2 separate regions of the Homo sapiens genome follow, and region 1 is linked to region 2. Evidence: read pairs that join two places in POLR2A ChIA-PET (ENCODE). Cell type or tissue: A673. All regions are shown on one strand. Links, peaks and the distances in the headings refer to the core of each region. The heading gives the core; the rest is flanking DNA.

The links. ChIA-PET counts read pairs that join two places held together with the same protein. Peaks named below come from ENCODE experiments on the same cell type or tissue, not always from the same donor. Only the 100,000 strongest peaks of a DNase experiment are listed, where the experiment ranks them.
Region 1: POLR2A ChIA-PET joins it to region 2 with 6 read pairs; 1 of 35 experiments calls an interaction of 5 or more read pairs at or near these places.

What each region holds. Positions count from the first base shown.
Region 1 is chr11:44,116,881-44,120,880 of GRCh38, forward strand. The region is part of intron 4 of EXT2 (exostosin glycosyltransferase 2); the gene reads left to right. Among named protein-coding and RNA genes, the nearest start is that of EXT2, 23 kb to the left of the region's middle. In A673, for the core only: a CTCF peak has its summit at 3,471 (motif pointing left); no DNase peak of the experiment used is centred there; H3K27ac peaks cover 670 bases.
Region 2 is chr11:42,627,934-42,635,899 of GRCh38, forward strand. No RefSeq gene overlaps it. Among named protein-coding and RNA genes, the nearest start is that of LINC02740, 380 kb to the left of the region's middle. In A673, for the core only: a CTCF peak has its summit at 3,805 (motif pointing left); a DNase peak (open chromatin) is centred at 3,788.

The DNA.
Region 1 (4,000 bases), core at 1-4,000, 1.5 Mb after region 2:
AATTCTTTATCTATAACAGATGTTAGAACCTCTTCAGATCCATGATTTGCAAATCCTTTCTCCCATTCTATAGACTGCTTTTCACTTTCTTTTTTTTTTTTTTTTTGAGACGGAGTTTTGCTCTTGTTGCCCAAGCTGGAGTGCAATGGCGTGATCTCGGCTCACCAAAACCTCCGCCTCCCAGATTCAAGCGATTCTCCTGCCTCAACCTCCCAAGTAGCTGGGATTACAGGCGTGTGCCACCACGCCCAGCTAATTTTGTATTTTTTGCAGAGACGGGGTTTCTCCATGTTTGTCAGGCTGGTTTCAAACTCCTGACCTCAGGTGATCCACCCACCTTGGCCTCCCAAAGTGCTGGGATTACAGGTGTGAGCCACCGCACCCGGCCTCACATTCTTGATAGTGTCCTTTGATGCACAAAAGTTCCTCATTTTGATGAAGTCAATTTATCTATTTTTCCTTTGGTTACTTGCAGTTTTGGTGTCATTTTTAAGAAACCATTGCCTAATCCAAGGCCATGAAGATTTACCCTTACGTTTTCTTCTAAGAGTTTTACAGTTTTGGCTCTTACATTTAGATTTATGGTTCATTTTGGTTAATTTTTGTATGTGGTATAAGGTGGGGGTCCAACTTCATTCTTTTGCTTGTGTATGTCTAGTTGTCTGAACACCACTGGTTGAAAAAACAAGTCTTCTTCTATTGAATGGTCTTGGTACCCTTGTTAAAAATCAACTGGCCATAGATATATGGGTTTATTTTTGGATTGTCAATTCGAATCTGTTGGTCTATATGTCTATTATGCCAGTACTACATTGTCTTGGTTACCTTAGCTTTGTATTAAGTTTTGAAATAAATGTAAGTTCTCCAACTTTGTTCTTCCTTTTTCTTGTTTTAAGAGACGAGGTCTCGCTCTGTCACCCTGGAGTGCTGGATCGAATGGGTGGGATCATAACTCACTGCAGCCTTGAACCCCTGGGCTCAGGTGATCCTCCTGCCTCAGCCTCCCAAGTAGCTAGGACTATAGGTACATGCCACCACGCTTGGCTAATTTTTTATAGAGATGGGTTCTTGTGATACTGCCCAGGCTGTGTTCTTCTTTTTCAGAGTTTTCCTGACTATTCAGGTCCTTTGCATTTTAATTAACTATTTTTGTTATAAGTAAATATAAATGAAAAACAGTCTAAACTCTTTGTGCTTATGCAACTACAAAACTGAAACAAATTTACAAGGTTAAATATAAGCACATCTACAAAACTAATAACATTCAGATTAACATAATTGAATATGATAGCTGATGCTGTTTCTTTGAAATGAGATTGCATCTTTAAGGTGAATATGGAGTTAATTACGGGTTTGCTGGGTTTGATGTGCCTATACTGTTGTATGTTGGGTGAAAATGTACTTTTTTTTTTAACCATGTTTTCTATTTGAAACATTAGAAGCTTCCCTTTAGATAGCATATTGTGACATCATTTATCTTCATATGGTACAGATGCATGATTCATATTTTTTCCAATATTTTATTATGAAAATTTCCAAACAGCAAAGTTTAAAAAATTTTACACTGAACATAATGTATACCCACAGCCTAGATTCTATCTGCATTTTTACTCTACTGCTTTATATGATTTACATTTTTAGTGTTTCTCTCATCTCATTAGTCCACTAAATAGAAACTTGGAAGTTGAATATTTTTTAGCAGTATTCATCATTAAATATGAGCAAAACTATCCCCATACTAATTTTTTGGATTATCATCACAATGGAAATACACAAATAATTCTTCTAGTGAATTCACGGACAGAAGAAACTGATATAATTCAGTGCCCTATTTCGAGGTTAGATTTTCATAAATTCAGAAAGGATGAGATCATCTACATAAGCCCCGCTGGTACCCTTTGGGGTGGTACAAGTTTCTGTTATGTGCCTAGGGTCTTAATTTGGCATATTTATGTAGCACGAGATAGAAATAACTATAAGTAGGGAAAAAAGTTACTTCTCTGCTGCTTCTGTGAGCATTTACTTAAATCTGTTCTGTGATTTAAAAAGTTTTTATTCATTTCTTTTTCTCTTTTTTTCCTCCTAAAGTTGTTCTGGAAATTATTTAATTCAATTCAGTTTAGTTCAGTTCACTTCAAGTCAAACCTTTATTGAAAGCCTGTTTGGACCAAGTATTGGGCTAGACTGCTGTCTCTCATCAGGAGAAAGGGAATGATTATGTCCCCCAGGGGACATTTGGCTATTTATATATATATATATATATATATATATATATATATATATATATATACACATACACACACACACACACACATTTTTGACTGTCATGACTGTGGGGATGTGTGTCAGAGGGTCCTGAAGACCACTTCCAGTTACTATGATTTGCCAGGAGGGCTCCATGACTCAGCATATAATTGTACTAACGTCTGTGACTTATTACGGCAAAAGGATGCACAGCACAGTCAGAGAGGTAGAAGACGCATGGGGTGAATCTGGAGAAACCAGGCACAAGCCTTCAAGTGCCCTCTTCCAGTGCGGTGCACAAGATGTTCTCAGTTCCCTCAGCAGCAAGCTGTGACAACACTTGTGAAATGCTGTCAACCAAGGGAGCTCGTCAGAGACTTAGCACCCAGGACCTTTCTTAGGAGCTGATTGCATAGGCTGTCTCTGCCTGGCACGTGCCAAACTTCCAGACTCCCAGAAGGAAAGCATGTGTTCAGCATAAACCACATTTGTTTGTGCAGTTTGGATACAGTGAGCCACTCTTATCAGTTCCAGGGATGATGGGAACCCTCTCCAAATCCAAGTCTCCAGATGACAGCCAAAGACCAAACTTATAAGCAAGCCTTTCTAAGGAGAACACTCAGGCCTGCTATGTTAATTCTTCTCTGCATAGGGCAGGGCAGCCCCCAACATCAAGAAATACTGGGTGCAAATGTCAGCAGCGCTGGGGTTGAGAAACCCTGGGTGAGGCAGAGAGTGACATGTGAGGACTGGTCTGCTAGGACTGCTCAGCTGCTGTGGGCCTCTGTCTTCAGTGCACTTTTCTTGAGACCACTTGAACCAAACTCTCTCTTTATTGTTTAATCCCTCTCATATAATCTAGCTCTCTTATATTGGTTTAGGACTCTTAATCCCCTTCAGGTTTAATCCAGGGAAGAAAACTGAAAATAAAAGCTTTAAGTGAAAATAAAACAAAGGAGAAAAACCACTCCAAACAGTAAAACTCATTTTCAAATAATTAGTTTCAGAGATTTAGATACATCAATATATAATTAGTTTCAGAGATTATATATTGGTGGTATTTTCCTAGTAATTTAGTGTCTCTAATTTTTGTGTATAACTCAGCTGGAATTAATATCTTTAACTAGATCCTTTGAAAAGGTGTCAGTTTCTAAAGTTCTGTGGTTCAATAACCCGATAGGAGTGTCCAGTTTATCTTCAGGGTAGCACCGAAAGGTAAGGCTGCGCTGAGCATGTACCTCCCTCTGCTGGCTGGTAGATGGATTTCTGCAACCTGGCTTGGGCCCATGCTGTCCATTTCGGTGCCAGCTTGCAGTCTGGTCATGCACTTGTGGTGTTAACTTTTATATAAGAACATCTCCTACCACCACCCCTCCCTGCCCCCGAAAACCAAGACAAAAAAAAATTAAAAAGTAAAGACAGGTTCAGACTCATCATCCTGCCAGGGACGTGGGAGAAGGCAGGGTGGGCCATCTCATGGCAGTGTTTTGGGTTTGTTGATCCTTGTGAGAGTTGCTGTTTAAGGGAATTCCCACATCTCTTGCGGGCTATACAGAATAGTGAGAGCTTTGCTTTTATTTTTGTTTTAAATCTCTGTCAGCATTTGTTCAATGGGAAGTGGATGATTGTTGCTATTGATAGCTGCTTCTCACAGCTGTTTTGGCCTCAGCTGGAATTCTTGTCATTTTCCTTCTAAAATGAACTAAATTGGGAGTTTACAACTGTTACTATTGAGGGAGACTTCAAGTTCTCAGCA
Region 2 (7,966 bases), core at 1,790-5,789:
TCATGAATAATTAGCAGCAGGCATTTAGCGGAGAAGGGAACAAATTTTCATAGACGTCAGTGAATAAGGATAGTACTGATAGGTAACTTGGAGCAAATAGAAGTGCAATAACTAAAAGTTTTCTGTAAACTATAATAAGTACTCTAAAAAAATGCACCAGTAATTCCAATGCAGGCTATGTAAAGACAAGAATGATATGGGCACTTTGTCTAGGGAAGCAGCTAATAGTTTAAATTCAGAACCATATTGAATATCATTTAAAGTTTTGCACATATTCTAAGACAGTAAAATCTCATGCAAAGAGCATAGGAGCTGAGACCACAATATTTAGTTCTGTCACCATTTGTTCTGTTGACCTTGGGCATAACAACTTGAAGCTTGGGCTTACTTATAAATAAAATGAAAGATTATAGTATCAACCTCATGAAGTTATGAGAATTAAGTAGGTTAATTTTATATAAGAACACAACACTATACCAAGTGTATCAATAAATGTCATCTATTTATATTATATATACTTTCTTAATAGAATTCTCATTCCAAATGTTGGCACTTTGAACACATTATTTTGTTGTTTTTGTAAAGACCCAATTAAACAATTGTTTCTGAGATGCTCTAATGTTGGAATTGGGTGGCTCCAATAGAAGAACCATAGTCAATATTCAGTTACCACACAGTAGGAAAAGCCAAGTAAGCATCGCTACTGGCAGAATTTAGTCTTAATGAGGGGTATTTCTGCCTGGGTGAGCCACATATTATAGCAGCATCTGGAACTAGTCTCTGTACCCAGCAGGTATCTATGGACACCAACAACTCCCACTCTTGCTGTAAGAGAGAAAAGAGTTGAAATCAACTGAAAGGAAGGTTTCAGAAACACCTGCGGTTCTTGGCATCACTAAGTCTAAAGAATCGCTAAATTACTTCCCTATGCAGCATCACAGATGTTAATAACTTGCACCTGTGCTTATGTGTGTCTGCTGGGGGTGTGGAGCTGCAGACAGGAACAGGAACATCAAAGGAAAAAGAGAGGCTCCTTCTCAGAAACATGGTCCCTTATAGACCATCACTCATATGGACCGCAGACCATCAATATAGTCATGTGGGGAACTATACTCTTCACCAAACTATGAGTTTCTCAACTGCAGAAAATTTATTCATTGTTGGGTCCCACGTAGTATATTTGTTGTTTGTCCCACAATAAATATGAACTCAATTAAGCTGAAATAATTAAATACTATAAAATACAAAGTTATGAGATTTGTGGCAGGATAATTTATTAAAATATGTGGTACTTTTACCACTGCAGAAGAATCAGAAAGAAATAGTTATATAACACACATCCTCAGGGAGAAGGATCATGAAATCCAGAGATCTCCTCAAGATAAGCAAGCTGTTCTGTTGTTAAAAGCCAAGGCTCGGCCAGGCGCAGTGCCTCATGCCTGTAATCCTAGCACTTTGGGAGGCTGAGATGCGCCCGTCTTGACCTTGATCACAAGGTCAAGAGATCAAGACCATCCTGGCCAACATGGTGAAACCCCGTCTCTACTAAAAATACAAAAATTAGCTAGGCATGGTGGCACACACCTGTAGTCCCAGCTACTTGGTAGGCTGAGGTAGAAGAATTGCTTGAACCTGGGAGGTGGAAGTTGCAGTGAGCCAAGATTGTGCCATTGCACTTCAGCCTGGAGACAGAGTGAGACTCTATCTCAAAAAAAAAAAAAAAAAAAAAAAAGCCAAGGATCACAAAAGCAAAAAGCTAAAGTCTGTGCATAGGGTGAGGGATACAACCCTGAGATGTCCAGCAACAAGGGAGTATCCTGAGCCAAGTGAAGAGGGTTGGGGATTTGGAGATTTATGGGAGCAGAATGGCCAAGAGACAGGACATTGTCCAGGTGGATTGTAGATTTTTGAAACCCTCCACATGAAGAGCCATGATGTTGAGAGCTGTGGTTTTGGGGCCATAGATAAAGCTCCTTGGTACAGCAGAATTGAGAAGATAGATCCACATCACCTAATCAGTGGATGTCTCAGTTGGAGCTCTGATGGATTAAAGATGGCCCTTCATTTTGGGGTACCATTGAAATCTCTAGATTTCTTGTGGAATTCTAGGAAGATATGATAGTGAAAGGAATGCAAAGAAAAGTATGCAAAGACTCATTTAATTTTGCTTGGAGAAACAAAAATATGCTTCTTGCCAATATAGTTGTAGGGTAGAATTCATACATGCTACATATGCATCATAAGAGATAGAAGGACTACACTAAAATATTAAAGCAATTCTCTCCGTGTGTTCTTATTATAAGTAATATCCTATTTTTCCTTATAGTTATATATACATATGTGTTTTTTAAAGCTATCTTTAAAAATAAAAGTACAAAATGCTCACCTTCCTACCCATGACTTACCAGATGGTGCAATGATTTTTCCTGGGAACAAGTGGCCCCACTCTTCTTTTGAACAAAGTCACAAACTTTGTGACTGGTTTTGACTTCTGAGAAACCGGAGAAGCTATCATGTACAAAGGCACACTCATCCTTGAAAACCTCTCACGAGTGGTTTGTTCCAGCACACATAATGATTTTGTTGGATGTTAAAAGAATGTAACATTCTCCAAGAAACAAACAAACAAACAAACAAAACCAACTCTGGCAACATCAAGTCACTGAAGTGACTGAAATTAGAAACATCTTTGTGAATTTCTACATGAAATATTTTGCTGTTTTTATTTAATATTTACCATTTCCAATATTCTTTATGTAAATCCAGATTTCCATCTGGTAATATTTTCCTTCTGCCCAAAAAACTTTCTACAAGAAGAACATTCCCCTACATACTCAGTAAAATCATCGAAATCATAAAATTAATCCTAATATGCTACTAGCATCTAATCCTTCAAAACAGTTGCTCCAGTTAATTCCTTTACAGCAAAAGGGTGCAGTTGCAGAATCAGGCATTGCATTTTGTTCCCAAAGCTTTTTCATCTTTTTCAGTCTGAAACAGTTCCTCAAGCTTTCCTTGTCTTTGACACTTTTGAAAATAATAGGCCAGTTTTTTTATTTAATTGTGGTAAAGAAAATATATAACCTTCAATTTGGCATATGGTAAAGTATTTTAAATAAGTCTACAAATTTCCTAAACCAAGATCTCCTTGATTTGAGGTATCATGTCTTATTTCTGTATCCCTTAAACCTAACAAAGTGCCTGGAATATGATGAGTTTTTAGTAAATATTTGTTGAATGAATAAATGATATAAACCCATTTCATAGGTGGAAATTGATAAAGGGGTGTTAGCTTAAGACAATTGTTCTTTTTTTTCTAGATTTGTTCCCTTATTTATCCCTCAGAAAATGCTCTTTGACCATTTGCTTCTCTGCTGCCTTTGTCAATAAGACATGGTTCTTAACCTGCAGAGACAGCTATAGGGAAACCATGACAGTGGAATGACTAAGAGCTATAAGATATGCATGGGAGAGCTTACAACTAAATAAATTGCTGTCCAGCCCAGAAAAGGGAGTGATTCATTCTACCTAAAAAAATCAGGAATAATGTCCCAGCGGAGGTAGCAATTGATATGACTCTTGAGAGATGAATAAGTTTTTGAAATCAGTGGGGAGGACAGAGAGTTTGAAAAGCACTTTCTGCATTATCTAGCACAATCCTGTGCCTTCCATTCTAACTCAATATTATTGGCTGATGAATAAGACTGAAATGACTAACCAGTAACTTGATTGAAAGTGAATCCCAATTCTTGTTTATTCTATCCTGATTCAGTTAATTTGGCGCCCTCTGCAGATCTCTCTCTGCAAAAGGATATATTTCATGAGGTCACATCCTCACAAAGCATAAAAGCTGACTCACATGCTTTGTCCTAACATCTGTGGCTTTATTTAATTTCACTGTAATGTTCCAAACTGAGATTTCTTTGTAATAATCAGATAGTCTGTAACAATACTTGGATAGACTTGTTGCCTTAAGAGGAGGTTTGATTTTATTTTATTGATTTTCTTATAATGCTTGTAATTGTTCCAGTTTGTTGGAGCTTTTTTCTTACCTCGCTTTTATATTTTCTAATTGCTTTCTATCTCGCAAAAAAATATGTCTGTGGCTTGTTGATCTTTTCCTTCATTAAGAATGTATGTTGCAAGATAGGCTTGGCATAGAAAGGCAAAACTCTATTATCGAAAATTTTATTATGCCCTCTGATATATGTTTCTCTTTCATAAGAATGCAACAAAATGCCTTTGTCCTTCACTTCATGAATAACTGTACCCTTCGGAAGAGGAAAAAAATAATCTGTTGTGTTCAACACTTTCATTCAAATGTTGTGTTATTAGTGTTTGGGAAAAAACACATTTTAACTCGGTTATTTGATCGCCTTTGTCCTTTTTAGTACCTCTGCATTATCTCTGTTTTAAGAAATGAAATGAGAAGCCATTCAAGGTCAGTGCAGAAACCATGAGGAGGAGCATCCCTCTCTAGACATGCATCAATTCAGCAAACATTTATTGAACACAAAGAAATTGGCAAGTAGGTTGACAATTACTGGAAATAAATACAAAACAAAATCTAGGGTTCCTAATGCTAACGCTGAGCAAAATTGCAGAGGGGAATGAGGCTCATCAAACCCTTCAGTTGTGATGCTGCACAGCAATTAGGTTCCCATCAGGGGCTCTGGAATCACACAAGAATGGCCTCTACTCCCAGTTTTGCTATAAGGTGAGTGACCCAGGGCAAATTACCTGCCCTATTTGAGTCTCACTTCTCCTATCTATAAGTTTTCGGTAATACCAATACTTGCTTCAAGACTTTTCTGAAGATTTGATGAAGTACTGTATGCAAAGTGCTAACTAGAGTTACAGGAACATAGTAAGTGCTCAGCAAATTTTAGCTCTGGATATGCAGTGATTCTGCCTCAATTACATTAGCCTACTAATCCAAAAACATAAAAGGTACCCAGTAAATGCTTGTTGAATTAATTCAGTCCAAGTATTCCACCCACCATGTCAATGCACTATCAGACATCAAATTGGACTTTCCCAGTTTTAATCAGGGAGTTCAAAACAGTGCTTGGCAGTAGGTGGGTGGGGTCGTCAATTCATAGCTTGCACTTTGCAGTCTGAATCTCTCACATTTACACCAACCTCAAATTATTTCTATTCATATAAAGTTAAGATGGTGATTAGCAAGCAGTTTACAAATGAGCTGATATTCCACAATTCAAATTTCTGGTTGAAAAAAAAGTGTAACATGGATGATGAATCCGAATATAGCTGTCAATGAAAAGAAATGCATCTTCCACTACTTAGGCCCAGTTTCAGTCCTTGCCCTTCCAGAATAATGAACAAACCTTTAGAGTTATAATACAAAATCTACAAAAGATGCTTATCTACAAAGGGTCTTCTACACAACTTTGTACATCTCTCCATGATGTAAAGAAATGTACAAGTAATCGTAGTTCCAACAGAAGGAAGACTCCTATAAATCTATAATGAAGATTTCACAAAAAATAGTTAACACCTTAAAAGTTATCATTTGAAAAGTAAGTTAATAGTCTTGCAGGAGGAGAATACCCAGTTCCAAAAAGTAATCAGTAGCTAATTACTGAGCCCCATCTGTGCATTTAGCATTTTCCAAAAGACTAAATGTAACCTTGAAAATTCTCTGTCCATATTAGTAATAACCAGACAGGTACCAGGTAGAAAGAGTAGAATAAACCAAACTCTGCTAAACGAATAAACCAAACAAAAATACCAAAAATATAGCTAATGCTACATAGCAATAAGGCTTCAACATAAGACATAGAGAAGTGTTGGAAGCAAAATCTTTAGGGAAGTCTAGAATAAATTTGTTTAAGGAAAAATGCTTAAAGCATGAGGCAGATTCTGTCAAAAATATCATGATAAAAATTTAAGTACTGACTGTGGTTTATGGAATTCTCCTTTTTTGAAGGTTGATATTTACCATCATCCTGATAAATGCCTCTTTATAGTCAATTCATTCCTTGTTGGCCCATATCTCCCACCTCTAGTATTTATTGCATAAAGGAATGTTTCTCTGACTACTCACAGATAAATCTTCTCATTGATGGAGGGTTTTCTCACTACCTATTATGTGCCTATCTAGCCTCAGCCAACAATTTATTACCAGTTTAGAAAGAAGGCAATGAGGTAAAAGACTGAATTGTTTTTATGGCTGTGTCTATATTTCTTAAAGAGTAAGAACCTTTACAAGAGAAATTCATCCTGGAACCACATGAACCACCATTCATTTGGAGAAAAAGGAAATTGTTATAAAATATTGAAAACAGAATCAAATTCTATGAGGCTGTCATTCTGTTTTACTACCAGGAACTATTTTAATCCCCACTCAGTTACTTTCTGACTCTTAACTAGAGTAATGCTGTGAGCCTGCAGATGTGGGTTCCTTTGAACACCACAAATAGTGGCTGGAATCAACACATGCCATTAGAATACAGGGCCCTGGCACCGTTCTCATTCACTGGAAGCTCCTCTCCAATCAGTATTACATTCAGTGATGTCTGAATTTTTATTTGACTTGAAGTACAATATAGTAGTGTAGTGGTAAGAATAACAGAAGAAGAGTCAGAAAACCTCAATTTTAGTCCCAAACATACAAAGTCACATACATTATTAACTCGGACAAGTCATTTAACATCTCTGTGCCTCATTTTCTCAACATGTATAATGAGAGTTTGGATTAAATGGCCTCTAAGATCTCTTTGTTAGGTTCTATATTATTTGAGGCTGTATTTATAAACCAATACATACCGGTAGGTATCAGCCTGCCTTTGCAACACCACATCCACTATCAAGCACCACATTTTAAGTATTGCCTGCACATGCACTTTGACAAGCAGTCTTGAAAGCAAGATATATAGATTGAGACACACCTATTTGGAAACATTAAAGTTTTAACTGTAACAAAATGTGGTGATATGGTTTGGCTGTCTCCCTGCCCAAATCTCAACTTGAATTGTATCTTCCAGGATTCCCACATGCTGTGGGAGGGACCCAGGGGGAGGTAATTGAATCACTGAGGCCGGTTTCCACTTTTGCTTCTTCCTCATTTTCTCTTGCTGCTGCCGCCATGCAAGAAGTGTCTTTAGCCCTCCACCATGATTCTGAGGCCTCCCCAGCCATGTAGAACTGTAAGTCCAATTAAACCTCCTTTGCTTCCCAGTCTCGGGTAGGCCTTTATAAGTGGCGTGAAAACAGACTAATAAAGTAAATTGGTACTAGTAGAGTGGGGCATTGCTGAAAAGATACCTGAAAATGTGGAAGCAACTTCGGTACTGGGTAACGGGCAGAGACTGGAACAGTTTGAAGGGCTCAGAAGAAGATAGGAAAATACGAGAAAGTTTGGAACTTCCTAGAGAGGCTTTGCCCAAAATGCTGATAGTGATATGGACAGTAAAATCCAGGCTGAGGTGGTCTCATATGGCGATGAGGAACTTGTAGGAACTGGAGCAAAGATGACTCTTGTGTTTTAGCAAAGATCCTGGCGGCATTTTGCCCCTGAACTAGAGATTTGTGGAACCTTGAACTTGAGGGAGATGATTTAGGGTATCTGGCGGAAAAAATTTCTAAGCAGCAAAGCATTCAAAAGGTGACTTGGGTGCTGTTAAAAGCATTCAATTTTAAAAGGGAAACAGAGCATAAAAGTTCAGAAAATTTGCAGCCTGACCATTCAGTAGAAAAGACAAACCCATTTTCTGGGGAGAAATTCAAGCCAGCTGCAGAAATTTGCATAAGTAGCAAGCAGCCTGATTTTAATCCCCAAGACCCTGGGGCAAATGCCTCCAGGCCATGTCAGAGACCTTCATGGCAGCGCTTCCCATCACAAATTCAGAGGACCAGAAGGAAAAAGTTGTTTCATGGGCCAGGCCGGGGTTGTCGCGCTGTGTGCAGCCTAGGGAATTGGTGCTATGTCCCAGCCTCTTCAGCC